Linked DNA regions of Homo sapiens: region 2 is linked to region 1. Evidence: read pairs that join two places in POLR2A ChIA-PET (ENCODE). Cell type or tissue: A673. All regions are shown on one strand. Links, peaks and the distances in the headings refer to the core of each region. The heading gives the core; the rest is flanking DNA.

Region 1 (15,437 bases), core at 3,253-11,252:
TCATGCTCATAAGTGACTGGCTGGATTCCCTATTATTCGCGAGTTCCAACACAGCAAAACTGAGCGCTGTTCATCTTTCTGTTTGCAGTACGTAGTATCAGTCCTAAAATGTTAGAGGACCATAACATGGAATAAAATAGAAAGATTCATTGTCAGTGCTGTCCACCAAATTATGCTGGGCCTCCAGCCTTCCAGGGTTATCGTATAACTATATTCCCTACCCCCTTTTAAGGAAATGTGACCAAGTGACTTGCATGGGCAAATAAAATATGCACAGTCACTTCCAAGAGGAAACCTTCTAAAACAACCTCTGTGGAATTTACCAAGTTCTGTTTCACTTACTAAAACGATTGTGGAAGCACTTGTCAAACTGAAGCCCTATCAACCTTCGATAGTTGAGTTTTTTCAACAAGAAGACCTCCCCCGACCCTCCTCCTCATGTTGAGTTTGTGGCATGAATAAGAAATAAACTTGCGGGCTGGTCTCAGCGGCTCATGCCTGTAATCCCAGCACTTTGGGAGGCCGAGGTGGGTGGATCACCTGAGGTCAGGAATTCGAGGCCAGCCTGACCAACAAGGTGAAACCCTGTCTCTACTAAAAATACAAAAAATTAGCCGGGCGTGGTTGCAGGCGCCTGTAGTCCCAGCTACTTGGGAGGCTGAGACTGGAGAATTGGCTGAACCTGGGAGGCGGAGGTTGCAGTGAGCCGAGATTGCGCCACTGCACTCCAGCCTGGGAGATGGAGCGAGACTCCATCTCAAAAAGAAAGGAAGGAGGGAAGGAAGGAAGGAAGGAAGGAAGGAAGGAAGGAAGGAAGGAAGGAAGGAAGGAAGGAAGGAAGGAAGGAAGGAAGGAAGGAAGGAAGGAAGGAAGGAAGGGAAATAAACTTGCATGCGGTTAAGGCACTGGATTGTGAGGGCTATTTGTTACTGCAAAGTAATACAACCTATCCTGATTCAAGAATGCAGCAGAATGGAGTGGAGTGGATTAGAAAGCATTCATCACACATAGTGAGGGTAAGTATTGCTATGGTAAACTTCTGTTTCAATTGTGGGTGTGTGTGTGTGTGTATGTGTGCGCACATGCACCCCGGATTATAAAGTATAATTTCTTTCTTTTCTTTTCTTTTCTTTTCTTTTCTTTTCTTTTCTTTTCTTTTCTTTTCTTTTCTGTTCTCTTTTCTTTTCTTTTCTTTTCTTTCTTTCTTTCTTTCTTTCTTTCTTTCTTTCTTTCTTTCTTTCTTTCTTTCTTTCTTTTCTTTCTTTCTTTCGTTTTGAGACTGAGTCTCACTCTATTGCCCAGGCTGGAGTACAGTGGCACGATCTGGCTCACTGCAACCTCCACCTCCTGGGTTCAAGCGATTCTCATGCCTCAGCCTCCCTAGTAGCTGGGATTATAGACTCCGCCACCAAAGCCAGCTAATTTTTGTATTTTTTAGTAGAAAACGGGTTTCACCATGTTGGCCAGGTTGGTCTCGAACTCCTGACCTCAAGTGATCCACCCGCCTCGGCCTCCCAAAAAAATATATTTTTTATGGTAGTTCTCAAACATTTTATCATGACCCACAGTACGAATTGTGCTGTATTTCATAACACAAGCATGCATACACATGCTCATGGAACCTCACTTCAATCACATTCTTATTCCAACCACACTGATCTCTGGTTGGTTCCTTTTCCCCCAGTTCCCTTGGGTGGCCGGATTTTTCCTTGCATTCAGGTCTTAGCTGAAATGCCACATTCCTTCCAGAGTGGCCTTTCTGAGTACTAAATCTAACTTAGAGTTTCTCAGACACTATCAATCCGTTCTATTTGCAGTATTTATTGTAATCTGGTCTTTTCTCATTGGTTTGCATGTGGGCTTGTTTGTCCATCTCCTTGAACACCTCTCATGTTTCCCCCTCTGGCACTTAGTAAGGACTTATGATCAGAGAACCATGTTGATATAAGAGGATTTACTCCTCTGGAAGGCACAGAGGATGCTACCAAAATTCTATCCTCTCCCTCTATTTCCCAGTCTCACGTGTGCTTATGTTGGGGTCCGTAGGACAATTGCACTGTCAATAGAAACTATATATGTCCCTTCTGGCATGTGGCCATCAAATACCAATGTGGTACTTCCTTCAGCCTTCTCTTCCCATCCTGCTGCAATTTGGAGGCCCTATGTTTCAGGTAGCATGGTCACACGATATAAAACAGCCTTATCCCAGCACTTTGGGAGACCAAGGTGAGTGTATCGCTTGAGCCCAGGAGTTCAAGACCAGTCTCGGCAACACGGCAAAACCCCATCTCTACAAAACAATAGAAAAAAATGTAGCTGGGTATAGTGGCATAAGCCTGTAGTCCCAGCTACTTGGGAGGCTGAGATGGGAGGATGAATTGAGCCCAGGAGGTTGAGGCTGCAGTGAACTATGATCACATGGCTGCATTTTCCAGCCTGTGCAACAGAGTGACATCCTGTCTCCAAAAAACAAACAAACAAAAAACAAAAACCCAGTCTCCTAATCACAATAGAACTCCACCTGAGGTATTCAATGACTTTCATTGTCTTAAGCCAGCTGAAATTTTAGGGTCTATTTTTTACTGCAGCAAAGTGTAGCCCAGGCTGACTCATGCCACTCTCGAACTTTACCCAGCCCCTGCTCTCATTTAGGAATCTTCACAAAAAGGTGACTCTGCATTTTACAAGGTTAAGTATTTGGAATCCACTTATGGATTGATGGTAGGGTATCCATGGTTGAATAGAATAAATACATATTCATGTATAAAAATGAAGAAAATGAAAGTATTTGCATCTGACTAGCCCAGCAGCTGCCTCTAAAAGGCAGAAAAGCCTGGTTGCTCATTAGGCATGTTTCCCTGTCCTTGAGCTTAGCAAGAGGGGATCCATCCAAACTGAATTCATCACCTTCCAGTGATTTCCTCTCCAGCACGGACAATAGCATCAATTAGAACCCAGGATGAATGTAGGTAAAACTTTATTCCAACAAGGATTCAACCTGCCTTGTTTCTAATTACTCATTTATTTCCCTCACAAACAATGTCGATAGCCCAGATGCCGCTTCTGCAGAGCAGCGTGTGCTCCCCCAGGAAGGGGGCTGGAGGAGACAGCCAGTGTGGTGTGAAGGTTTCCATGGTAATTACACACCTACCTCCAGAAGGCGCTGCCCAGTGAAATCCGTAGTTAGCCACCAGCCAGCTAATTAGAAGAGGCCTTTGGCACTTGCTCATGTTCCGGAACATTTCTTCCTGGTCAGTTAGGAATGGGTGGTCAAGGCTTCATCCAGACAAGCCCAAGTCTCTTTAGCCCCAAACCCCAGGGAAAGTCACAGGCATGAAGGGAGAGTAATGTATTCCATTGGCGCATGGAGAACAGACGCTTGACAGCCTTTTTTTCTGCATCTGGCAAACATGAAGGTCATTTAGTAGCAATGACCCTGGGTCACAGGCGTGGGGACCGTGAAGGGAGGGAGAGACCCAACCATTCACAGCAAAACCCAGGGAGTAACTGAGAGTTCAGGGGAGAAAGTGCTGCCTCTAGGGGAAAAATTTTGGGGGGAGGTGGGCAAGGAAAGACTCTGGATCTAATGAAGTATTTTGGTGTTCATGGACATGCAACCGGGGCTCCACGCTCAGGAAGTTCAAGCTTGGGCTGGGTGTGGTGGCTCACGCCTGTAATACCAGCACTTGGGGAGGCCAAGGTGGGTGGATCACTTGAGATCAGGAGTTTGAGACCAGCCTGGCCAACATGGTGAAACCCCATCTCTACTAAAAATACAAAAATTAGCCAGGCTGGTGGCAGGCACCTGTAGTCCCAGCTACTTGGGAGGCTGAGGCACAAGAATCGCTTGAACCCAGGAGGTGGAGGTTGCAGTGAGCTGAGATTGCAACACTGCACTCCAGCCTGGGTGACAGAGCAAGACTCCATCTCAAAAAAAAAAAAAAAGAAAAGAAAGTTCAAGCTTGGTTGAACACTGTGCTGTCATTATCTTAAACTTTTTAGTACTTTTTAAAGAAGTGGTCTTGCATTTTCATTGTCACTGTGCCCCAAAAATTTATGTAGCTGATTCTGGGAGCTCAGGTGGACAGGTGTTCTAAGCAGGTAAATTAAGGCAGCAGGCTATGGATATGGAGAAAGCCCCTAGGAACACAAGCAACCAGGACTCCTAGGCCACCAGGTACTGGATCCAGGGCACTGTCCTGAGGCCCAGATGAGGATTATGACTAACTGTGGCTCTGGAGTTGAAAAGACGTGGGGCTTAAATCCAGCTTGGTCAGTCACTTCTCGTGTGGTCTCGGATAAATGACCTAAGTCTTCTGCAAATCAGTGTTCTTATCGATGATATGGAATGCTAATAGTAGCAATTTCATAGGGTGATGGTAAAGACTGGCGCATAATTTTTGCTTCATAAGTGTTACCTAATACCCTCATGCTTCTCACTGATATTGTATGATTCTTCTTTTTTTTTTCCTGAGATGGAGTCTCACTGTGTCACCAGGCTGGAGTGCAATGGCGCGATCTCGGCTCACTGCAACCACTGACTCCCTGGTTCAAGCGATTTTCCTGCCTCAGCCTCCCGAGTAGCTGGGATCACAGGCACGTGCCACCATGCCCAACTAATTTTTGTAAGTCTTTTTACTAGAGACGGGGTTTCACCATGTTGGCCAGGATGGTCTCGATCTCCTGACCTTGTGATGCACCCGCCTTGGCCTCCCAAAGTGCTGGGATTACAGGTGTAAGCCACCGTGCCTGGCCGTATGATTCTTATACTTCCATCCTCATATGGTTATAAGGCCACCTGCTGGGGCTCCTGTGCTATCCAGGTGACCCACAGACCTTGTTTTTCCTGCCAACAGCATCCTAAAGAAGACCAGGGAAGCCAACGCATTGCTCCTTTCCTCTGAATTCTCTCCTCCCAGTATCTTTCCTTTTGTGCAAGTTTTATCTCCATGACAGATTCTTAGCTCCACCTTTAAACCTTGAGAACCTATTCTCACCGTCTAATTTTACTAAGGAAGCTGACTTAGAGGTGACTGTCTTGTCCAAGGCCATCCAGTGGTCAGGAACAGAGCCACAGTCCTACCTTGGTCTTCCTCACCTTCTCTCCACACTGTTGTAGGAGACTGGGTAATGGTCCTTCATTCCCTCCAGCCCCAGAAAAGGACTTCAGCATGCTTCAGGTTTTTGGGATCTGCTCTCTTCTCATAAATTCATTCTAATTCCCCCACCATATAGTTATCACCAGGAAAATCCAGCACCTCTTAATTGGGGGCTGGTCAGAGCGAGACTCTGAGTGTGAGGCATCAGTGAGCAGGAGGATCTGCTTATTTTAAGCAGCAGTGAGCTGTATGGGATGCTAATTGGCAAACAAAAAGGCTGTTCAAGCCTGAGCTGAATTTGGCTCATCCTGCCAAGGAAAGGCAGCCCCATCCACAGGTTGGAAAAAGGAGAGACAGTGAGGGGACACCCGCTTCCTTATGAACCTGAAAAAAGAAAGCTAATGTATCCAGCTCTCCAAGTTTTCAGAAAAGCACAGGCTTTGGCATCAAATGGAACTGTGTTAAATTTGTCCTCTGTTGTTTACTAGCTGTGTGACAATTAGCAGGTTACTCTCCCTCTCTGAATATTTTTCTTACCTGTATCATGAAGCTAATAATGTGTACTTTTCAGGGTCATTGTGGTAGTTAAATAAAATAATCCATTTCATTCATAAAGTACTTAGCACTGGCACCAGACACATGTCCATCACCACGATCAAGATATCACTATCATCAATATTAGCAAAGAGCAGTGAGATTCTTTGGATCTGTCCTCAGTTCTTCCTGGTGATTTGGAAGTGCAGGGGCATTGAATGGCATCAATAATGCTTATCAGAATAATAGAAGTAGTAATAAAAGAAGGAGAGAGACGGCCAGGCATGATGGCTCACCCTGTAATCCAGCACTTTGGGAGGCTGATGCGGGAGGATCGCTTGAACTCAGGAGTTCTATACTAGCCTGGGAAACATAGTGAGACCACTTCTCTACAAAAAATGTAAAAATTAGCCAGAGTGGCCGGATGCAGTGACTCACACCTGTAATCCTAGCACTTTGGGAGGCCAAGGCGGGTGGATTGCCTGAGCTCAGGAGTTTGAGACAAGCCTGGGCAACACGGTGAAACCCTGTCTCTACTAAAATACAAAAAATTAGCCTGGCATGGCGCACCTGTAGTCCCAGCTACTCGGGAGGCTGAGGCAGGAGAATCATTTGAACCCGGGAGGCGGAGGTTGCAATGAGCCGAGATCACGCCACTGCTCTCCAGCCTGGGCGACAGAGTGAGACTCCATCTCCAAAAAAAAAAAAAAAAAAATTAGCCAGAGCATGGTGGTATACACCTGTAGCTCCAGCTACTTGGGAGGCTGAGGTGGGAGGATTGCTTGGGCCCAGAAGGTCGAGGCTGCAGTCAGCCATGATCCCCCCACTGCACTCCAGCCTGGGTGAAAAAGTGTGACCTTGTCTTCTCTAAAAAAAAAAAAAAAAAAAGGTAAAATAGGAGAGAGACATTAATATTCAGGCAACCTGACTTTGGCCCAGAAAGCATATGTGGCCATTCACCCCAGGCCCGGTAGCAGCAAAAGCAGTTAGGAAAGACCTTTCAGTGGTTCCTGGAAGCCCTGGTTCCCTTGGGCAGGGACGAAGAGGACACCACAAGGGAAAAGGAGTGAACAGTGGCAGGAAAACGAATCGGGGAGTTGGGAGGAGCTGCCTGCCATTAATCATCATGAAGAATAGGGCCTGGAGAGCTGCCATTGGCTCCACGGTGATTAATGACCTTTTTAATTTCTCTGCGCATTGTCCCAATTATGCAGGGGCACGGAGGGAGGCCCCGCTTTCCCTGGGGAAGCAGGGAGGTCTATGCAGTGCCCTGGAGTGAGACAGAGGACGGCTGTGGGGAGACCCGGAGTTGTTTTCCAAAGAGCTTGGACCCAGAGGGCAGGGCTGGGAGGACTTGCAGCCCAGATTTCAGAACTTGGCCAGTGAGAGACAGCCTGGTCTCTAGAGAAGGCTGGTGATGGACACCACTCTTACCCTGAAACTCAGTGCAAAAAGTAGAATCATTTTCTTACAGGCTCAAGTAAATTTTCAGTTTGAGTTCCCATACTTCTCTGGTGACAGAATCTTACTCTTGTTCCTGACATGTGTCTAAGTTCTGGGTGTCAAGCATGGGCTGGGAGTCTGAAGCAAGGGGCTACTTAAGATTCTTGACCAGGCAACTACGTTCCGGTTCATCCATCATCCGGTCAGACCCTCAGTTGTCAGTCCATGGAGGCTGCTGCTACAAAACCTCGCATTTCTGTTCACATCCAATGGCTCTCTCTTTGTTGTTACTATGCACCGAGGAGCAATGGGCATCTCGTAAAAGCTATCTATGGTCCCAACTACTGAGAAAGACTTTCAGATCTGCCTAAGCTCTGTGACCCTCCAAAGTGATGTTCTATTGAGAGTCAAGATGTTAGGGCTACCTCTGACTTATGCCAATCTCTCTCTCATCATCCCTCCTCTTCTCTCCGCAGCTCAGCCCAGGGCAGCGCACAGTGCATCGACCACCCTTTCCTGGTTCCACAGACGCTGGGCATAGAGCCAGTCCTCTAAGCTTTGGCCTCCACCAAGAGTTCAGGCTTTTCCAGCACAAAAGCCAGAGACTAGCAGGTTAGTTTTGGTTGCCACCCTGCAGAATTAAGCACAGTACTAAAGTGGGAGTTCGCTTGCTTTCTCTCTCTCTCTCTCTCCTCCCCTCCTTAATTTTGAGAAGTAAGGTGGAGGAGGGAAGAGAAATAAAGAGAGAACCAATGGCTAATAGCTTATAAATATTATCCTGCCACATGTGCAGAATGCTATGGAAAGGTTCAGAAGGAATGAGCACATCCCATAGAAAAATCAATAAAATTGTTCATGCAGAGAGCAATATTTCTTCATTATTAAGAGCACAGGCTTTAGCGTCTGACAGATCCTGGTTCAGTCCTGGCCCCTATTTACTGCTGTGTCACCTTGAGCAACTGGATTGGTTTCCCCAATCCTCAGTGCTCTTCTCTGTAGAATGGGGATTACTGGGGGACGAGTTGGAATGGTGCATGTAGAAGGGCTTTGCAAAGTCCCATGGCCGTACCTACGACAAAGACAGAGCAATTTCATTTGTTAGAGATGGAAGGAGAGGGTGAGCAAATGGGGGAGAGAGTGAGCGAGTGGGTGAGAGAAGGTAGCTAAAATTTTGAAAATAAAAATGGGAGGCCAGGCGCAGTGGCTAACACCCATAATCCCAGCACTTTGGGAGGCTGAGGTACATGGATCACATGAGCTCAGGAGTTCGAGACCAGCCTGACGAACATGGCGAAACCCCGTCTCTATTAAAAATACAAAAATTAGCCAGGTGTGGTGGTCACGCCCATAATCCCAGCTACTCAGGAGGCTGAGGGAGGGAAATTGCTTGAACCCAGGAGACAGAGGTTGCAGTGAGCTGAGATCACACCACTGCACTCCAGCCTGGGCAACAGAGTGGGAGGCTCCATCTCAAAAAATAAATAAATAAATAAAATAAATAAAAGTAAAAACATAGAGAAGTTTGAGAGTTTGAGGTCTCACCTTAAGCCAGCCAGAGAAGTCACAGAGACAGGAAAGAAATTACAAGATCTAGAAGAAGTAAGGGAAGAGTAGTCGCTGGACTTGAATGGTTGGACCATGCCTCATGGACACAGTGGTGTCAGGAAGGAAGCACAAAGGAAACCCAAGGCAGTAGAAGGAAAGAGAAAGACACCATGACTTTCTCTTGGAAAGGAGAAACCATGACGAAGAAGTATGACATGAGAGAGACACCATGACTAAGAAGCATCTGAGGGAAAGAACGGTGACTCTTCTCTCCCTCTTCCTTCCTCTCTCCCTCCCTCTCTCCTTCTCACTCTCTCAAACACATACACACACACTCTTACAAATGCACATATGGAGAGAAATTCTCAGTGAGTCACAAACCCATCTCTCCTGAAAGTTTCTCAGCAACAAGGGAGACAAGGCTTGGGTTGGCTGAGTGGAGACTAAAGGCAGGAGATGGGTGAGGTAGCACTTTCCCAATTCCAAAGTGCAGATGCAGATCTGAGTCAGGAGTTGTGGGGGAACACACACCTCTGCCTGTCCAACAGGCTCCACATGGTGCTGATGCTGCTGTCAGTTAAATGCACTGTGTGGCAAGGGATGGGCCATGTGGCATTTAGCTGAGATGGCATTACTCAGGGAATTCAAGGGGCCTCCTTCATTGTGTGTTCTGGGAGATAAATTCCCATTCCTTCATCTCCAATAGTCCTCAATAATCTCTTGGTAACCTGGAAGTGGCAGGTCCCTTTGCTTTTTATTAACTGATTAAGTGGGAGAGAAATAAGGAAATCCAATCTGTCATTTAAGCTTCAGAGGTTGTCTTGGTTTCAGTGAGCCAAAGTTTCCACATCTCCAGGGGCCATATTCCCCCAGGAAAAGCTGTCATCCCTCCATTCTTCTCAGAAGTCAGAGAATGGGGACTGTCTTTCTCTCCTTCATTTTCCAGTTTTTGATCTTCCCCAGTCAGCACAACACACACACACACACACACACACACACACACACACTAGCACACATACTGCATGAGTGGAAATAAATAAATTTATTCTACTGAATAAAATAAAAGTCAAGCTCCTCATAATGTCATCCAAGGCCCTGAATTAGAATCCACCTTTCCTTGGTCCACCTCTCCTTGTATCTCTTTTCCTCCCTCACTAAGTTCCAGCCATAGTAGCCACCTTTCTGCTCCTCTAAGGCAGTGGTCCCCAACTCTGGCTGCTCCTTAGAGTGACCTGGGGAGGTCTTAAAATATATCAGTGCCCAGGTCAAGCCCCAGACCAATGAGCTCACAAGCTCTTGGGGATACAAAACAGGTATTCATAAATTCTAAAGCTCTCTAGGGGATTCCAATGTGCAGGCAGGTTGAGAATTACAGCTCTAAAGTTCAAGAGCTCCCTACTCTCAGCACTTTGCCTCCCTCCCTCTGCCCTGTCCTTTGCAGCTGACTCCAGCTCTTCTGTTAGCTCTCAACTCAAATGACTCCTCTTCAGTGAAGCCTTCCAGGAGCATCTTTGTTTCTTTCCTAGAATTTGTTATACTCTGTAATTTTCCTATTTATTTATATGTGTGTTTATTGTCTGTTTCCTACAGTTTAATGTTAGTCCCATAATGCCAAGAACCATGTCTGGTGTGGTTTGCTGCCATACCTAACATGTAACATAGTGTTTGATCCATAGTACGGGCTTATCAAATGGTTGGTGAATGATTGAAAGGCCATTCAATCATTCTTTATAGAACAATTCAGTGTCAGATGCCCGGAAGTTGCTACTTAGTTTAACTCACCTGTTCGTAGAATCACCCTAAGTAAGGAAGCCCCCAAGGCTTGGGCCTTCAGAAAGATGGTGTCTCATATGACTGTATATCTTTCCTTACCTTCACCTTCCATGATGTCTTCTTAGTCTGTAGTGCCCTCAACCTGGGGACTCCTCAGCTAAGCCTGCCAGCTCAGCATCCTCACCCAGTTCTCTTAAGAAGCCACATCACTCCAGAAAGGAGGAAAACATTTCTCTTCCAGTGTTTCCACCTTCTTGTATCATGTACGTTGTGGAACCCAATCACGCATTGAGGTCAACTCAAGGCTCCCAAGTGCTGAATTTGCTAGCTCAGCAAATGAGAAAAGGTGGTACTGGATCCAAAGAGAAGAGTATGTTTGAGGTGCTGTAATCCTAATTATCTTCCTATTCGCAGAAGAATTTCTCCACAATTCCCTGACAAGTATGCACCCTCATCAAAATCAATATTCGCTTCTACCAGAGCCATGCAGTCATAGTTTTATGGAAGGAAATCTAATCTCTCTTGTTAGCACAACTTTGTCGCTTCCTTTACTAAGCAATAACCCCATCATTATTAACTTAAGGACCATTCACTGATATGGTTTGGATCCATGTCCCCACCAAATCTCATGTTGAATTGTTTTTTGAAGTTTTTTTTGTTGGGTTTTGTTTTGTTTTGTTTTGAGACAGAGTTTTGCTCTGTTGCCCAGGCTGGAGTGCAGTGGCTCGATCTTGACTTGCTGCAACATCTGCCCCCCCGGGTTCAAGTGATTCTCTTGCCTCAGCCTCCTGAGTAGCTGGGATTACAGGCACCCCCCACCGTGTCCAGCTAATTTTTGTATTCTTAGTAGAAACGGGGTTTCACCATGTTGGCCAGGCTGGTCTCAAACTCCTGACCTCTAGTGATCTACTGGCCTCAGCCTCCCAAAGTGCTGAGATTTTAGGTATGAGCCACCATGCCTGGCCTTATGTTGAATTGTAATTCCCAGTGTTGGAGGTGAGGCTGGGTGGGAGGTGACTGGATCATGGGAATGGGTTTCTCATGAATGGTTTAGCACCATCTTCTTGGTGCTGTTCTCATGATAGTGATAGTGAGTGAATTCTCACGAGATCTGGTTGTTTAAAAGTGTGTGACACTTCCCCCTCACTGTCTTTTACTCCTGCTCTGGCCATGTGACGTGCCTGCTCCCCTTTCTCCTTCCGCCATGATTGTGAGTTTCCTTGGGCCTCCCCAGAAGCTGAGCAGATGCCAGCATCATGTTTCCTGTACAGCCTGCAGAACCATGATCCAATTAAACTTCTTTTCTTTATAAATCACCCAGTCTCAGATATTTCTTTATAGCAATGCAAGTACTGCCTAATACACTCACGCTTCTCTGAGTGGGGCTAACATGACTGGAAACATCATCAGCTGTGAATTCCTCTATCTTAACCTATCAGGGAAAGGAGTGTCAGATCCCCAAACCTCTCACCTATGGCTCCTCAGTTTATCTAAACATCCAGAAGAGCAGTCCTTCTTGGACTTTTTTTTTTTTTTTGAGATTGAGTCTTGTTCTGTCGCATAGGCTGGAGTGCAGTGGCACCATCTCTGCTCACTGCAAGCTCCGCCTCCTGGGTTCAGGCCATTCTCCTGCCTCAGCCTCCCGAGTAGCTGGGACTACAGGCGCCCACCACCACCTCTGGCTAACTTTTTGTATTTTTAGTAGAGACGGGGTTTCACCATGTTAGCCAGGATGGTCTTGATCTCCTGACCTCATGATCCGCCCACCTCAGCCTCCCAAAGTGCTGGGATTACAGGCATGAGCCACCACGCCCACCCCGAACTTTTCATATCCTCCCTAGCCCAACATGAGAGAAAGGAATATTCCCCCCTCTCCCCATGAGACATGCTCCCAGCAGAAATGACCAACCATAGAAAAAATAAGGTTATCTGCAGATTATGAGCTAATAGCTATAAAGTTTACAGCAGGGGGCCTGGTCCATGGTAGGTGGTTAATTAAAAAAAAAAAAAAGAAAGAAAGAAAAGAAAAGAGAAGTGCAGTTATTACTGCAGTTGCTGCTTCTACTTCTACTACCACTATTACTTGTGTCCCTAGCACTTAGCAAAAGACTTAGTATACATTAGCCACTTGATGAATGCTTGGTGAATAAATAAGTGAATGAAGGAAAAAGCTGAAGCACCTCTTAAAACTGTGTCATCCCACATTCCACAGATAGAAAAGCTGAGTCGTTGTTCTGATGCCAAGGCATTTACCTAAACTGTGCTCATGAGGCCAAAGCCCTGGCACTTGGCTGGTAATTTCCCTGCAATAGGCCTGCCCAGCCTTCTGAGGCTCAGGGAGGCACACATTCAACTCCTGTTGCCTGGGAGAATATTTACACAGGACACCACTGCACACAGTCATTAAAACAGGGCTCCAAAATTGATTTGCAGAAACCAAATTGCTAGTATGGGTAACTAAATGCCAAATCAGGACTTTATAGATCCCAAAAGGTTGATTCTCTGAAGATGACATTTTTGTTTTAGAATAAAGGGAAGGTACACCTACATTTAAAATTCTACTGAACCTGTTCAGGGTGGAGAAGAATCATCCAGTTGAAGCCTAGTGAAAAAGAAATGGTATTGGTATTTACTTTGAAATGAGCTTATGAATAAAGACATTCTTTTTGTTTTTGTTTTTGTTTTTGTGTGTGTGTGTGTGTGTGTGTGTGTGTGTGTGTTTGTGTGTGTGTGTTTTTGAGATGGAGTTTTGCCCTTGTTTCCCAGGCTGGAGTACAATGGTGTGACCTCGGCTCACCACAACCTCCACCTTCTGGGTTCAAGCGATTCTCCTGCCTCAGCCTCATGAGTAGCTGGGATTACAGGCATGTGCCACCATGCCCGGCTAATTTTGTATTTTTAGTAGAGACGGGGTTTCTCCATGTTGGTCAGGCTGGTCTCGAACTCCCCACCTCAGGTGATCTGCCCACCTTGGCCTCCCAAAGTGCTGGGATTACAGGCGTGAGCCACCACGCCCAGTCAGGACAAAGACATTCTTTTCTGATTGAACAAATAAGATAAAATACATTTTTGGCATATGCAGAGTTGGCCCAGCTCACACTCAAAAAAAAAAAAAAAGTTGCTATCTTATTTTCACTCTGGCATTGAAAGGAAAGTGATGTAAAACTGACAGAGAAAATAATAATTGCTACTGTTAACTGAGTAGTTATTCTGTAGCCGGTACTGCGCCAACAACATCATGATGATTATCTCGATTGTATTAACTTCTTTAGTCTGTTCAGAGAAGCCGAATTGTCCGAGGTTCCCCCAAAGGAAACTGAATGCTGGGCTTGAAACTCAAGTCTACCCGATTCCAAGAAGCCGTTCTCTAAACTGCTTCCTCCTAGGGCTTAGAGGAGATGAGCTTCTCCCCTACAGTATAGAATTATTTATTCAAATCACTGATGTAGGAGGTTGACGGGTACTGAGCTCTGGCATACTGCATCAAATAGCCCATTTCATTCAATCAGTCTCATCCAGCAACAATGGGGAAGGGTGGGAGGGAAATAATAATAAGAAAAGAAAACCCTACAACGTGGCCATTTTTTCTTAAATGGCTGAAGAACGATGAATGAGACCAAGAACTTTTCGACTCCTCCCCCAAAGTCATCTGTTGTTGAACAAAACTGGAAAAAGTTTCCCTAGAACTAGAATGAAAATCAAGATTAAGTTAAGCAGTGATTTTAAAACTCATAAAGACCAAATTTTTTAAAAATCTCAAGTTTCTACTAGGAATGTGCATTTCTCATTAATTCAAAAAAGAATTCTTGTTTTCCTACTCTGTGCCACCCTAGCTATTTGGGACTCATCTGTAAATAAAACAGACAAAAATCCTTGTCCTTAGGAAGCTGACACCCTCAGCAGTGGGATGTAGACAATGAAAATAAAAATAAATGAAAATTACATACTTGATAAAAAGTGATGTTACTACAGAAAAAAAAATAAGGTATGATAAAAGGGATAGAGCATGCTGGGAGAAGGAGACAATATTTGGGCAAATGTTTCAAGGAGGCTAAGGAACAAGCCAAGCAGGTGTTTCAGGAAAGTGTTTCAATTAGAGGACAGGGCAAGTGCAAAGGTCCTGTGGCAGAAATGTGGCTGGATGGAATGAAGAACAGCAAGGACATCAGCGCTGATGGAGAGAAGTAAACAAGGCGAAGAGAAACGGAAGAGGAGGTTTGTGATGGTTAATTTTATGTGTCAACTTGGCTGGGCTGAGGGATGCCTGGATAGCTGGTAAAACTCTTTTTGGGTGTGTCTGGGAGGATGTTTCTGGAAGAGGTTAGCATTTGAATGCGTGAAGACCTAATAAAGCAGATGGCCTTCACCAGTGCAGGCAGGCCTCATCATGCAGTCTATTGAGGTTCTGAATAGAGCAAAAAGTCGGAAAAAGGGCATATTTACTTTTTTCTTGGGCTAAGAGCTCCATCTCCCCCGCCCCCAGACGCTGGGTCTGGACTGGAACTACACCACTAGCTTTCCTGGGTCTCCATCTTGCAGACGGCAGATTGTAAGACTTCTTGGTCTCCAAAATCAGGTGAGCCAATCCCTCATACAAATCTCTTCCTGTAAATCAATAGGTCCTATTGTATTAGGTTGGTGCAAAAGTAATTGCAGTTTTTGCCATTACTTTCAATGGTAAAAACCGCAATTACTTTAGCACCAACCTAATATCTATTTCTTTGGAGGACCCTGGTAAATACGAAGTATTGAGGACAAAATTATGCTGGGTCTTAGAAGGCCCTTATAAGCACTTTAACTTTTACTCTGAATGAAATGTGGACCCATGGGCAGGTTTTGAGGAGAGGGGTGATCATGGTCTGATTTATGTCAACAACTCAGGAGGGAGGCCACTTAGGAGAGTATACAGGGAAGAGATGATGAGCAGTGCTGTCAACAGAGTGGGTGAAAAGTTGCCAGATTCAGCACAGATGTTGAAGGTATAACGAGCAGGCTTCTCTGAGGGTTTGCATGTGGGGTGCAAGAGAAGTCAAGAACTTCTCA
Region 2 (15,437 bases), core at 2,360-10,359, 63 kb before region 1:
AATCATTCCTTTCGACATACTTTTAAGACTTAGCATGATTTCCTTGAGGTCCATCTAAGTTGTTGAGTGCATTAAGCAGCCCAATTCTCCTGTTAGAGCCCATTATTAAAAAGTTCTTAAGATGCACTAAGTTCTCTCTTGTGCCTTCTACCACTTGCTCTCATCACTAGTTCATTTCTACCAGTAGTTCATGCCTTTGTATTAACTATTTGTATTCTGTAGTATGAACATTCCACAGTTTGTTTAACAATTTATCCATTAAAGGACATGTGAGACGTTTCCACCTTGAGGCTATTATGAATAAAGCTTCCATGAATATTCATGTCCAAGTTCCTGAATGAGCCTTCATTTCTTTCAGATATACACCCAAGGGTGGAGTTGTTGGTTCATATGGTAAGTTCCTGTCTAGCTTTGAAAAGAAGCACCAAACGAGGTTTCAGAGTGGCTGCCTCATTTACATTCCCAATAGCAATGCATGAGTGATTTATTAATAGTGTCTCTACATCTTTATTCACTAATTTATATCTAATTTTTTTAATTGATGTAATTCACATACTTAAAATTCACCTTATTAAAGTAGACAACTCGGTGGTTTTTCGTGTACTCACAAAGTTGTACAACCATTGCCACTATCTCATTCTAGAACATTTTCATCATCTCAAAAAGAAACCCCATACCTATTAACAGCCATTTTCCATTCTATCCTTCTCCCAGCCTATAGTGACCATTACTTATTAAACACTTTCCCCTCAGTCCTTCAGTTTTGAAATAAAATATCTAAATTATTTTTCCTACTTCAAAATATATAAAATTTAATTGGATATGAATATACCCACACCCAATAGAATGGAAGCTTCATGTGGCCAAGGGTTTTATTTAGTCAATTTTGTTCATTGATGAACTTTTTGGTGCCCAGAACAGATTCTGGCATATGGTAGTTCCTTCATATTCAGCTCTCTGAGTATAAGAAAATGAAATAAGAAATTCATGAATGAATGAAAAAATTGCTGAGGGCCATTGTATTAAATTCCACACTGATCATGGACAAAAGTTTCTATTATTGTTGAACATCAGAAAAACCTGAGAAGCTTGTCAAAGATATATATTCTTAGGCTCCAGTCCAGAGATCTTCTGAATCCAAGCCTCCAGGTATGGGGCCTGAGATTATTCATTTTTTTAATTTTTATTTTTTTTTATTTTTGAGACAGAGTTTCACTCTTATTGCCCAGGCTGGAGTGCAATGGGGCGATCTCAGCTCACTGCAACCTCCGCCTCGCAGGTTCAAGCGATTCTCCTGTCTCGGCCTCCCAAGTAGCTGGGATTACAGGCATGCGCCACCACACCCAGCCAATTTTGTATTTTTAGTAGAGACGGGGTTTCTCCATGTTGGTCAGGCTGGTCTCAAACTCCCAACATCAGGTGATCCGCCCATCTCGGCCTCCCAAAGTGCTGGGATTACAGGCCTGAGCCACCACACCCGGCCGAGATTATTCATTTTTAATCAACACTCCTGGTGGTGCATGTATAACTAGTTCCACCCCAGTGCACAGGCTAGAGTTTCTAAATCATCAAGGTGGCTAGTATGGTGGAATAGATGCTGAGTACACAACCTGAGCCTTGCTAGCAGGTGGTGGATTTATGTATCCTTCTTTCTCAGAGGAATGCGAATGGAGAAAAATAATTCTATCAAAAGGATGTCTCTTTGCGGGAGGCAGTGTAATATATTAGGAAGAGGGGGTACTTTGAAACTGAAGAAATAGAAGTTTGAATTCAGACTCAGTTACTCACTAGCTGAGTTGGGCACATTGTTTGGCCTCTCTGGCAAGTTCCATTTTCTGTTAAAAAGGCTAAATAATGTTACCCAATCCAGATTGCTGCCCTGAGGATTAAGTGAGCTGACACATACAACACACAAACGTGTGTACATGTGTACACACACCCACCACCACCACCACGACCACACCATACATTAACTTTCAGTCTTCCAGTGATGGAATCAGAACACAAGAATTTCATCATTAAAATGTTCCTTAAAACTATCACCTCCTCTGACTCTTATAATAGATATCTCTTCTTCAGCTATTTCAACAGATGATCACACAGTCTCTACTTGAATGCCTCCAATGCCAGGTGCCTCACTACTTGATAAAGCAGCCTAATTCTCCTGTTAGATCTCGTTATTAGAAAGTTCTTTTTAGGATGGACCAGGTTCTTCCTGCTTGTGGTTTCTACCACTTGTTCTCATTTCTGTCCTGGAGCCCTGAAGAATGAGAAAATCCCTTTCCACCTCACAATCTTTCTTGTTAACCAGACTTGCACTGGATAATCATAGCTTGGCAGTATATTATCTGCAGGGTGGTGTATCACACGATTGGATTCTTTCATGTGGACATTCTGCTTTGCTCCTAGATTTGGAACAGTATAGAAAAGTCATACATATAAGTACCTTTAGAAGTCAGCCAGATAATAGAAAAAACTGAGATCAGCTAACTAAGCTCAATGGCAAAATGAAGATTCAATGACCCCCTAAAAAGAAACAGCTTCCACTCCATTTTAACTCCTCTTTCTCCAGTTGAAATCTGGCCTACTATTGTTAGATATGGATTTTTTAAGAGGTACCCAAATTTCATAATTTTACTTTAAAATAAGACCTAAGTGGAAGAAATTTCCCTTGAGTCTCAGATGAGATTTTGGAATTTGGACTTTATATTGGAATGGGTTAAGACTCTGGGGGACTATTGAGAAGAGATGATTTTGCAATGTGAAAAGGACATTCCATCTGGGGGTCCAGGGATGGAACAATATGGTTTGGATATTTGTCCCTTCCAAATCTCATGTTGGAATGTGTATTCCTTTTTTTTCTTGTAGATTTGTTTAAGTTCTTTATCAATGCTGTTTATTAGACCATTGTCAGATGTATCGTTTGCAAATATTTTTTTCCCATTCTGTAGGTTGTCTGTTTACTCTGTTGATAGTTTCTTTTGCTGTGCAGAAGCTCTTTTGTTTAATTAGATTTCATTTGCCAATTTTGGGATTTTTTCTATTGCTTTTGGTTTCTTTGTCATGAAATCTTTGTCCATTCCTATGTCCAGAATGGTATTGCCTAGATTGTCTTCCAGAGTTTTTATAGTTTGGGGTTTTATACTTAAGTCTTTGACCCATCTTGAGTTGATTTTTGTATATAGTGTAAGGAAGGGATCCAGCTTCCATCTTCTGCATATGGCTAGCCAGTTATCCCAGAAACCATTTATGGAATAAGGAGTCCTTTTCCCATTGCTTCTTTTTGTCAGCTTTGTTGAAGACCAGATGGTTGTGGGCATGTGGCCTTATTTCTGGGTTTTCTATTCTGTTCCCTTGGTCTATGTGTCTGTTTTGTGTCAACACCATGGGGTTTTGGTTACTGTAGCCCTGTAGTGTAGTTTGAAGTCAGATAGTGTGAGGTTTGCTCTTTTTGTTTAGGATTGCCTTGGCTCTTCAGGCTCTTTTTTGGTTTCACATGAATTTTTAAATGGTTTTTTTTCTGGTTCTTTGAAGACTGTCATTGGTAGTTTTTTTTGTTTCTTTCTTTTTTCTTTTTTTTTTTTTTTTTTTGAGACGGAATCTTGCTCTGTCACCCAGGCTGGAATGCAGTGGCATGATCTCGGCTCACTGCAAGCTCCACCTCCTGGGTTCATGGCATTCTCCTGCTTCAGCCTGCCGAGTAGCTGGGACTACAGGTGCCCACCACCATGCCAAGCTAATTTTTTAATATTTTTTAGTAGAGACAGGGTTTCACCATGTTAGCCAGGATGGTCTTGATCTCCTGACCTCGTGATCCGCCCACCTCAGCCTCCCAAAGTACTGGGATTACAGGCATGAGCCACCACGCCTGGCCTGTCATTGGTAATTTAATAGAAATACCATTAAATCTATAAATTGTTTTGGGCAGTATGGCAGTTTTAATAATATTGAGTCTTCCTATTCATGAGCATGAAATGCTTTTCCATTTGTTTGGGTCATCTCTGATTTCTTGGAGAAGTGTTTTGTAATTCTCATTGTAGAAATCTTTCACCTCCTTGCTTAGCTGTATTCATAGGTATTTTATTTTTGTGGCAATTGTGAATAGAATTGTATTCCTGATTTGGGTCTCACAAAACAGACTAATACAGATGTCTTCCGCAACCATCTGATGGAGAGGACTGGTTGGATGCCGAAGACCAACAGATGGGCACCTTCTTCTTCTGCAGTTCAGACAGCCTGGAAGCTCCAGGCTAAAAGGACTACAAGGTCTCTCCACGTAAGGGCTGGCATCTCCTCAAATAAAAGACCCATGGAAATCAGCCCTGACTGGTCTCTCTTCCCCTGATCCTGCCATATTTCCTTAGCCTGCTCTTCCCTGTGTTGTGCTGAAAGGAATGGGGAAGAGCAGATTAAGCAGGTGGCTGACTTGAATTTTTCTCCTGGCCTGAAATTCTTGGCAGAGGCCAAGAAGAAAGTGACAGGTGAAAGTAGAAGTGAGTGAACCAGAGGCCTCAGCACATGCACATCTGTCCTGTTCATACCAAAGCCTGAGTCTCTGAAGGAGAGCAGGAAGAAAAAACTTGGCTAGGAGGTGTCTGCTTTGAGAATGTATTGGGTGGGGGTTGGAGGTGGCGACCCACATCATGTGAGCTATGGCACTTCACTCCAGTGAGGCCAACAGGCTTTGGTGGATACACATCAGGAGACAACCATAGCATTTGGAAAAGCTCCTTCTGTGTATGTCAGGACCAACGTGGGGGCCATTAAACAACTGCTTAAGAGGAAGGAAAGAAGAAAAGGGGAACTGGAAGGAAGGAGGGAAGGAAGGAAGGAAGGAAAGAAGGAAGGAAAAATGGGATGGAGGGACGGAGGAATGAAGATGGGGAGGGAGGGAAGGGAGAAGAAGGGAAGAATTCAGACACAGAGACAAACTTTCACCCCACAAATATTATTTAAATGCCTCCTATGGACCAAGTACTGTGTTAGGCATCAGGGACAGAGATGCTTACACTGAAGGCAGAGAAAGAGAACAATAAAATCCACAACTTTTCAGGTTGTGAAAAGTTCTTGGAAGTAAAAAAAAAAAAAAAAAAAAAAGAAAAAAAAAAGCAAGGTGCTGTGCTTTTGTGCTTTCATCGGATGGTTAGGAAGGACATTTCTCAGTGGGTGACATTGCAGGCTGGATGTGAACAAAGGGAGCGAGCCAGCTAAGCAAAGATCCCGGGATGGAGATTTCCAGGAGATGAGTGGCTTGTTCCAGGAACAGCCCAGGAACAGCAAAAGAGTTGGTGGCTGGGGAAGAAGTACAAGAAGCAGCAGGAAGCAAGATTATAAGATTTCCTGTGGCCTGAGCATGAGGAGGAGGCGGTGGAAGGTTCAGAACAGAGGAGGGACGTGATTTGATGGTACATTTTCAACAGGATCCCTCTGGCTGCCAGGTTGAGCAGAGGTGCAGCTGGACACACATGAAGCCCAGGGCTGTTAGGATGCCACTGCCCTCATCCAGATGGACACACACCAGCACCACCACTCATCAGCTCCTCACACTGAGCAAGACACTGTTTGGTTTGGTTTGGTTTGGCTAAGGACAGGGTCTCACCCTGTCACCCAGGCTGGAGTCCAGTGGTGCAATCATAGCGCACTGCAGCTTTGAACTCCTAGACTCAAGGGATCCTCCAGCCTCAGCCTCCTGAGTAGCTGGGACTACAGGTGCGTGCCACCATGCCCAGCTAATTTTTGTATTTTTAGTAGAGATGGGATTTCACCATGTTGGCCACGATGGTCTCGAACTCTTGACTCTGCCCCCTCTCGGCCTCCCAAAGTCCTGAGATTACAGGCGTGAGCCACCGCGCCTGGTCAAAACGTATATATTTTTTAAGAGACAGGTCTCGCTCAATCATCCAGGCTGGAGTACTGTGGCATAATTATAGTTCACTGCAGCCTCGAATTCCTGAGCTCAAGCGATCCTCCCACTTCAGCCTTCCAAAGTGCTGGGATTACAGGCGTGAGCCACCATGTCTGGCCATCAAGGCACAAGTTGATGGCATCTGAGAGATGTAGCAGCAACATGGTCAGCACTTGTGACCATGGACTTGGGTTTATCCTAGCGCTGTCTCCTCCAGCTAGACTGTGCTCCATGAGAACAGGGATCACATCTGTTTTTCTTGACAGATGTGCCCTCAGTATCCAGAAGAGCATCTGGCATAAAAATATGACCATGATTATGTAAAATGGTAGCATTAGCGGAAACTGGGTAATAAGTGTGTGGGAACTCTAATTATTTACATTATCTTGTAACTTTTCTTTCAAATAAAAACAATTAACAATAATGCTGGCAGACAAAAAAAAAAAAAAGTCAAAGTGGGTTCTAAAAAATGCAAACCTGGCTTGTTGCTTCTGTCATTCCTGAGCTTCACCCAAAGCTCCAGACCATATATCTGAGCTCTGCAATAAACATCTGCCATGTCTAAGTCGAGATAATGCCTCGCACCCGGCTTATGGAGAACTCCCTGACGTCACCCAACCTCCCTTGTTGGGTGCACCTGCCTGGGCAAGGCAATTGAAGGATTTTATTATAATAGCACTTTGCAGAGCTCACTCGACCCGTCAAAATAATTGTTTGACTTAATGTGAAATCTGAGCTCCACAGCTGCGTGAGTCTGTCCTCCCGGGGAACTCAGGCTGGCTGCTGCTGGTGCACATTTTAGCATCTCAAATTAACAGCAGTTTGGAAGTCTCCCTAATTAGTTACAGCACTGCTCGAGGTGTCATTTTATTTTTTTTTATTTTTATTTTTTATGAGCCCAATAACATATTGCCATTTAAGTTTCTGGAAGACAGGGAGCTATAAATAAATAAAATTATAATTTGCTTGAAGTCTATCACACAGATATACTAAGTTCAGAAGTAAGTTTTAATTTGACTAATGAGATGAAACTTTTCTCTGCAGAGTGTGGGCTGTGGGTATGACTGTTGCTCAGAGGGTGGCATGCCTCAAAACGCCTGGGAGACAGCGCAGCCCAGAGACAAAGAAGAAAGCTGATCTACTCCACGGAATTCACGCCTGGGGTCTCATAACCAGGACTCACATTCAGATCTTGGTTCTGCTGCTTCTTAGCCAGAAGTCCACAGGCCTATCCCCTCCTCTTCTTCAGCTTCAGTCTCCTCTTATATCCAAGGAGGAGGAAAGTGCCTATGCTTCTCTCAGAGGTTTGTGTGAACATCTTACATATGTGAAAACAGCCCATACCAGAAATCCAGTGGTGTGGTACAGTGGTTAAGGAATTCTACATAGAAGCCAGACTGCTTGAGTTCAAATCCTGCCCTATTTATTACCTAGCTGTGTCAATTCAGGCAAATTACTTAGTCTCTCTATGTCTCACTTCCTTCACCTCTTAAAAACTATATAAGCCACCAGGCACAGTTGCTCACACCTGTAATCCCAGCACTTTGGGAGGCCAAGGCAGGTGGATTGCGAGGTCAGGAGTTCGAGACCAGCCTGGCCAACATGGTGAAACCCTGTCTCTATTAAAAATACCAAAATTAGCCGGGTATGGTGGCTCACGCCTGTAATCCCAGCTACTCGGGAGGCTGAGGTAGGAGAATTGCTTGACCCCGGGAAGCAGAGGTTGCAGTGAGCCGAGATGGTGCCACTGCACTCCAGCCTGGGCGACAGAGCGACACTCCATCTCAAAAACAAACAAACAAAACTACATAAGCTTCTTGAGTAAATTAATGAATATATCCAAATTGCATAGAATTTACAAAGACCTCCTAACAAACTCTATAATTCTTATCTACAGCATGTATGTTCGACAGGGAGCAAAGAAACCTCAGATATTACAGTGGTTTTTGTGCCCCAGATATTACAATGGTGTGTGGGCCTCCAAAAAGCCACATTATACAAACAGTGTTTTGGGAGTGTTAAAATCTAACAGGAAGGAGGCTGTTAGGGGAAAGGTTGAGAGTCACTAAAGCAGTAATCTGTAGTCATCACTATAATTTTAACTGTGTAAAGTGCATCACGAATGTCCCTTGTCTGATTTCAACTGCTGTGATATAAGGCTCTGGGGTCAGATGGGCCTACATTTAAATCCACCCTTCTCCTTACTAGCTGTGTGATCCTGGCTAGTCACTACACTTCTCTGTTCCTGAGTTTTTGTATCCGTAAAATGGAGCTAATAAAGTTGTCGTAAGGATGAAAAAAAATAATGCACGCTAAGTGCTTAGGACAATGCCTGCCAACCTATAAGCACTCAATATAAGCGGCTATTATTAAGATTATTTTCATCATTATTTTATCAAGCACTTAGCACACACTGGGCACGGGATAAATGATGGCTCAGGAGTGCTTCCAAACAGACTCCTGGCTGGCAGGTTCTCAGGCTCTTCCTCGCTTTCTCTAATGATTGCAGGGAAATGCTGCTGTTTGCTATGCAAATATTTTACTGTGACTCTGTAATCATAATATCACACTACCAAGTGGACTGCGACAAGACCAACACTCCGATGTGGGAACTTTGCAGTTGCTTGTTGATTCCTGGCAGATCCGTGGGAGCTGCAGGAGCAGCCAGCCGGCTTCTTGCTGCCCGGGCACATTTCAGGAGACGATGTCTTATTAGCACTGCCCTGCACGGGGGCTTCCTCTTACACAGTCAATTACTGCTCAGCTGTGATGCCGTAAAGAAAGGGCCCACTTTTAAATAATCAATATGGAATTAAAGTGATTGAAAAGTGCATCTCTCCACTCCAGGGTTCCCACAGAGCAGAAGGAATTCTCAATTTGTGCTCAGCGGGGAGCCATTGAAGAATCGAGCGCAGCCGAGACCTACCCCTCCGCATCCAGAGGCCAAGACCCGTGTCCTGACCCCTGCCACCTACAGGGCCATCTTGGCTGCTTGCAAACTCTTCAGGGTTCATCTGGGATGTTCCTTTTTCCTGCTCAAAATGGCTTCTCCAGATCAAATCTAAATCCCTTGTGTTGCCGATGAAATCCTTTTTTTTAAATTTTTTTTGTTTTTGTTTTTTAGAGATGGAATCTCACTCTGTCACCCAGGCTGGAGGGTAAGGGTGCAGTTATAGCTCACTGCAGCTTCGACCGCCTGGGCTCAAGTGATCCTCCCACCTTTGCTTCCTGAGTACCTGGGGCTACAAGTAGACACCACCATGTAGCTGGCCTAAGTCCAGCTGCTCACTGCTCAGAGGCTGAAAATATGAGAAACCAGGTACAGTGAAAAGAAAGCAACATTATTAATCAAATGCCAGCAGATGGGAGATAACCAGACTTCTACCTCAAAGAAGACATCTCAGTCTTTTGGGCTGAGTGAAGGGGTTTAACAAGGAAAAGGCGTGGGAAACCCATCAGAGTGGTACAAGAGGGCGGAGGTCTACATGTCTTGTTTCCACGTGTTATCTTGAGGAATCAACCATCTGGAGGTCTGGTTTGCATTATCCTGACTCCAACCCGGAAGTCGTGGGCTAACTTTAACTCCCCATAAGAGGGAGAATTCTGCAGCGGGGTCTCTCTGCCTCCTTTGTTGCAAAATTGGCCCCTGGAATTTCTAAGCAAGCACATAATTAGATAAGTGAGCACTGTTCACGGAAGTGCCTGGTGGGAAAGGCAGAAACAAAGAGTTTCAAAGTATGTTTCGAGGCTGCAAGCAAAAAAGAAAAACAAAAAAGTTTTAAAATGCATTTTGAGGCTGGGATACTCGGTGACAACCATGCACAGCTAATTTTTTTACTCTTTTATAGAGACAAGTAGAATCCAGTTTTCTCGGGGTCTTGGGAAGTCCTAAACACAGCCTCCAGTTGGTCATGCAGAGTAGATGTGGGGACATTGCAGGCAGGCATCCCAGCTTAGTTCTTCCAACCCACTCAGTCTGCCAAGGACAGATATGGAGGGGTGACCTGCCAGCCTAGCTGTCCAAGACCATGGGGAAGCATCTACATTGGAGTCAAGTCTTTAAACCCATTGTGGAGCATTCACCAGGAGTCACTGCTGTCTGGAGAGTGAAATTCCTGTTTGTAGACAGCAGCCTCCTTGGGCAGAATCAGGGTTCAAGTCTAGATCTCAACCAGGTCCTCTGTTTTGCAGTGTATTAGTTTGCCATGGCTGCCATAACAAAATACCACGTCTAGACTGGTTGACTTAACCAAGAGAAATTTACTTTCTCACATTCCTGGATGCAAGAAGTCCAAGGTCAAGGTGCCAGCATGTTTAGTTGCTTCTGAAGCCTGTCTCATTGGCTAGAAGATGCCCACCATTTCAATGTCTTCACATGGTCTTTGCTCTGTGTGCACACATTATGGATGTCTCTGTGTGTGTCCAAATTGCATCTTCTTAAAAAGACACTAGTTAGGTTGGATTAAAGCCCACCCTAGGCCAGGTGCAGTGGCTCACACCTGTAATCCCAGCACTTTGGGAGGCCAAGGCGGGCAGATCACGAGATCAGGAGATCGAGGCCATCCTGGCCAACATGGTGAAATCCCATCTCTACTAAAAATACAAAAATTAGCTGGGTGTGGTGGTGTACGCCTGTAATCCCAGCTACTCTGGAGGCTGAGCCAGGAGAATGGCTTGAAACCGGGAGGCAGAGATTGCAGTGAGCCGAGATCGTGCCACTGCACTCCAGCCTGATGACAGAGCGAGACTCCATCTAAAAAAAAAAAAAAAAGACTTCATCTCCAAATACAGTCACATTCTGAGGTACTGGAGTTAGGGCTTAAACATATACATTTTGGGGAAATGCAATTCAACCCATAACACTCTGCCCTCTGGACTCCCGAAATTCACATCCTTCTCACTTGCAAAATACATTCACCCTCATCCCCACACCCTACAAGTCTTGACCCGTGCTGGCATGAACTCTAAGTTCCAAATCTTATCTAAATCTCATCTAAATCAGATGTGGCTGAGACTCAAGGTGTGATTCATTCTGAGGCAGAACTCCTCTCCAGCTGTGAACCTATTCTTTTTCATTTTTATTTTAGATTTGGTGGGTACATGTGCAGGTGTGTCACAAGGGTATGTTGCATGATGCTAAGGTTTGGGCTTCCATTGATCCCGTCACCCAGAGAGTGAGAATAGTATCCAATAGTTATTTTTGTTTTGTTATTTTGTTTGTTTGTTGTTGTTGTTGTTTTTGAGACAGAGTCTCGCTCTGTCCTCCAGGCTGGAGTACAGTGGCACGATCTCGGCTCACTGCAACCTCCACCCCCCCAGGGTCAAGTGATTTTTGTGCCTCAGCCTCCTGAGTAGCTGGGATTACAAGTGTGAGCCACCATGTCCAGCCCCAATAGGTAGTTTTTCAGCCCTTTCCCCACTTCCTCCTTCCATTTTTGGGGGGTCCCTAATGTCTATTGTTCCCTAGCTTTATGTCCATGTGTACCCAAGGTATAGCTCCCACTCATAAGTGAAAACATGTGGTATTCAATTTTCTGTTTCTGCATTAATTCGCTTAGAATAATGACCTCCAGTTGCATTCATGTTGCTGAAAAAGACATGATTTTGTTCTTTTTATGGCTGTATATTACTCCATGGTGTATATGTACCACATTTTATTTATCCAACCCACCACTGATGTGAACTTAGGTTGAGTCCATGTCTTTCTATTGTGAACGGCCCAGCTGTGAACCTATTAAACAAAAAAGTGATCTGCTTCCAAAATACAATGGTGGCACAGGCATAGTATAGACATTCTGGTTCCAAAGGGAAAAAAGAAGAAAGGTTCATGGGTCCCAAGCAAGCCTGGCCCAATAAAACCAAAGAGGTATCCCCCAGGTACTGACGAGGAGACAGCCTTGCCTTTGTGGTCATTCTTTCCTTTTCTTGAAGGGTAAGAACGTTCTCATCTGGATAGCTCTAATGTCCTGTCCTGTAGAATCCCAGAAGTCTGACAGCCTTTCTCTCATCTCTGAGCCTCAGTCCAAGCTGGTAGCATTTCTGTTTCTGCATTAATTCACTTAGAATAATGGCCTCTAGCTGCATTCATGTTGATGAAAAATACACGATTTTGTTTTTTATGGTTGTATAGTATTCCATAGAATATACGTACCACATTTTATGTGTTCAATCCACCATTGATGGGTGCATAGGCTGAGATGGTTGTGAGATCCTTGAGTGACACCCACAGTATCTTTTTCCTGTGATTGTCCAGTCACGCCCTTGGGATTCTCCCCAGAACAAGCTTTCTCACTTGCTGCCATATGGATAGGCTGAGAAATTTCCCAATTTTTACGTTTTGGTTCTGTGTTGCTTAACACTTTCTTCTTCAATGTCTCTCTCTCCTTTTGCATTTTGCCGTAAGCAATCAGGAGAAAGCTGGCTGCACCTTCAATATTGTGCTTCAACAGTTTCGATTTCTGAAATCTCCTCTGCCAAATATCCAAGTGCTTCACTCACAGGATCCACCTTCTGCAAAACACTAGAACACAATTCAGCCAACCTCTTTGCCACTTATAATAAGGATCTCCTTCTCTCTAGTGTCCAATAGCACGTTCTTTATTTCCATCTGCGACCTCGTAGAAGCAGCTTTAACACCTGTATTTCTATCATGAGTCTCTTCAACACAATCTGGGCTTTTTTCTATAACACGTGCTTCACAACTCTTCCAGCCTCTAGCTAATACTCAACGCCAAAGGCATTTCCACAGTTTTAGGTACTTGTTACATCAGCACCCCACTTCTCTGTACCAAAATCTGCATTCATTTTCTAGGGCTGCCCTAACAAAATACCACAGGCTGGATGGCTTCAACAGCGGGCATTTGTTTCCTCACAGTTCTGGAATGTAGAAGTCCATGATCAAAGTATTGACTGGTTTCATTTCTCCGGAGGCCTCTCTCCTTGGCTTGCAGATGGACACCTTCTTGCTGTGTCCCCATGTGGCCTCTCCTCTGTGTCTACATTCATGGTGTCTCTGTGTGTCTGAATTTCCCCTTTTTAGAAGGACACCAGTCAGATGGAACAAGGGCCCACCTCAAGCAGCTCACTTTCATTTAATCCCCTCTTTAAAGGCCCTGTCACCAAATACAGTCACATTCTGAGGTACTGGGAGTTAGGACTTCAACATATTAATTTCGGGTTTGGAGAGAGGGGACACAGTTAAGACCATAATAATCAGAAAGAGCTATTTTCTCTCTCTCCCCTGCCCCCCCCCACCACCTTTCTCAGGCTCTCTGTCTCTTTCAACATCATCTGTAAAATAAGGGGATGTACAGTCGTATACTAAAGACTCTCCATGTCTCTGTGATGCAGTAAGGATACCTGTTTATCCCTACATTAAGGCCAGAGTTGCAGCTCAGAACAGCCAAGGAGGAAGGCGTAGAATGGAACGAGAAAGCTGTGAAATTATCTTTAGTTCTCTGACCACATAATTCTTTCCTCCCTGGACGCATTATTCTTTCTGTCATTTAATAAAGTGGCTCCAAGATTATGAGAGAAGGAAAATCACCACCTCATGTCCTTTGGGCTCCCTGAGGGATTATGGGATTTTGCATAATTAAATATGAGCCATGTAATTTCCCACCTGCTCACCTCCATTGTATATTGTATTTTGCCCCCTCACAATGTCTCAGCTCCTATTTCAAGTGGAAAATGTGATTCACGGTGACAAAAATGCTTCCTCCTTCACCTCCCCCTGTGGCTTCCCCCACCCCCGTTCTCTGCGTGGCTCCTACCGCTTCCTCAGCCCACATCTTGCTGCCAGTCTCTGCTTCTCAGCCCACATATTCCAAAACCTGCCTCGGAATGCAAACTGGGGTACCAGAAGCCTTCCACACTGCTCAGAATGAGGCCTGGGCAGTAGGAGAGCAGGCTGCTCAGGATCCATGTCCGGCTCCGCAAAATATCTCACTCTTCCAGGCCTCTGTTCATTCATCTGCAGAAAGAGCTAAGCTTAAATTATTTTCTTGACTGGTTCTCATGGAGGTATAAAGAGTCCTGTTACTGCCCAGGCTATTAAGTGCTTTACAAACTATAAAGTGCGGTACAAATATCGTTCTTGTCAGTTTATAAAGTGCCTTACAAACTATAAAGTGATATACAAATATTGTTCTTATCAATGTGCTTTGGAAGAAGCTGGATCCACAGTCACAGGCAGCAGTTCTAAGGGGCAACAGGGACACACAGGAACTCAGCTGATGCCAGGGGTGCCGGGCCTCTGTACTTTCAAAGACATTCTGTTCTATTCCTAGGTATCACTACCAGAACATTCCTAAACAATAACCATCCTGCTGCAGGTGGTGCGAGAAGGGACATCACAGAGCATTTTACATAGGGTCCTACAGGCTGATGCCTTTGGGGTCCAGGAAAGAGGAGAAAATGGATGAAGCAGGCCAGATGTTTGCAAGAAAATAGGAAGTTGGAGCAATGTAGGAATTTGAGATTTTCTTTCATATTCTTTGTCTTAAAAAAAATTGAGCATGCTAAGGAATGTACCCTACAGGCAGAATCCAGCCCAGGGGAATTCAGTTAACACTCTGAATTCTGCTCCTATAGCAGACGCCTGTACTCTGTTCACAGTCCCTCAGGCCTATTTGGGGGTTGCGGCAGATGGTTCCCATAAGGGGAATGGTTTCCTATGTCTCTCTGCCTAAGAAATGTCTCTGTGATATGGTTTGGATGTGTGTCCCCTCCAAACCTCCAGTGTTGCAGGTGGGGCCTGGTGGGATCCCTCATGAATGGCTTGGTGTCCTCCCTATCCATAGTAATGACTGAGGTCTCACTCTATTAATTCACACGAGAGCTGCTTGTTTAAAAGAGCCTGGCATCTCCTCCCCTCTCTCTTGCTCCCTCTCTTAATATGTGACATGTCTGCTCCCCCTCTGCCTTTCACCATGACTAAAAGCTTCCTGAGGCCTCACCAGAAGCTAAGCAGATGCTGGTGCCATGCTTGTACAGTCTGCATAACAGTGAGCCAAATAAATCTCTTTTCCTTATAAATTACCCAGCCTTGGGTATTCTTCGATAATACCTTGGGTAATTGTTTTTACGCTCAATGCAAAACAAACCAACACACTCTGGCAAGTCAAAATGCTCATCTCATACTTGGAGTAGGCTGGATGTGACTGAGTGTTAACGTCCCTGGAGTGAACCCCAACAAATGAGGATCAAGGCTTAGTGGATAAACACTCCAGCTCCCTCAGCCTGAAAGGGGGCCGTCCTCTCAGAGGGTCCACTGCAGTAGTGGGCTCACAAATGCACCCTTGACTGGCTTCCTGTCCTTTCCTGTCTCGCTTCCCTACTTCCCATGGTGTTTCCTGAGATCAGTCAAATGAACTACAGGTGATCCTGGAACAACATGGGGGCTACAGGTGGTGAGCCCCTGCAATGTCAAAGATTCACATATAACTTTTGACTCCCCCAAAACTTAACTACTAATAGCCTACAGTTGACCGGAAGCCTTACCAATAACATAAGCAGTTGATTAACAGATATT

Evidence for each region. Peaks named below come from ENCODE experiments on the same cell type or tissue, not always from the same donor. Only the 100,000 strongest peaks of a DNase experiment are listed, where the experiment ranks them.
Region 2: POLR2A ChIA-PET joins it to region 1 with 7 read pairs; 3 of 35 experiments call an interaction of 5 or more read pairs at or near these places.

The regions. Positions count from the first base shown.
Region 1 is chr16:26,721,208-26,736,644 of GRCh38, forward strand. No RefSeq gene overlaps it. Among named protein-coding and RNA genes, the nearest start is that of LINC02195, 130 kb to the left of the region's middle. In A673, for the core only: no CTCF peak of the experiment used is centred there; a DNase peak (open chromatin) is centred at 6,794.
Region 2 is chr16:26,658,768-26,674,204 of GRCh38, forward strand. No RefSeq gene overlaps it. Among named protein-coding and RNA genes, the nearest start is that of LINC02195, 71 kb to the left of the region's middle. In A673, for the core only: a CTCF peak has its summit at 7,016; DNase peaks (open chromatin) are centred at 6,584, 7,024 and 9,474; H3K27ac peaks cover 3,620 bases.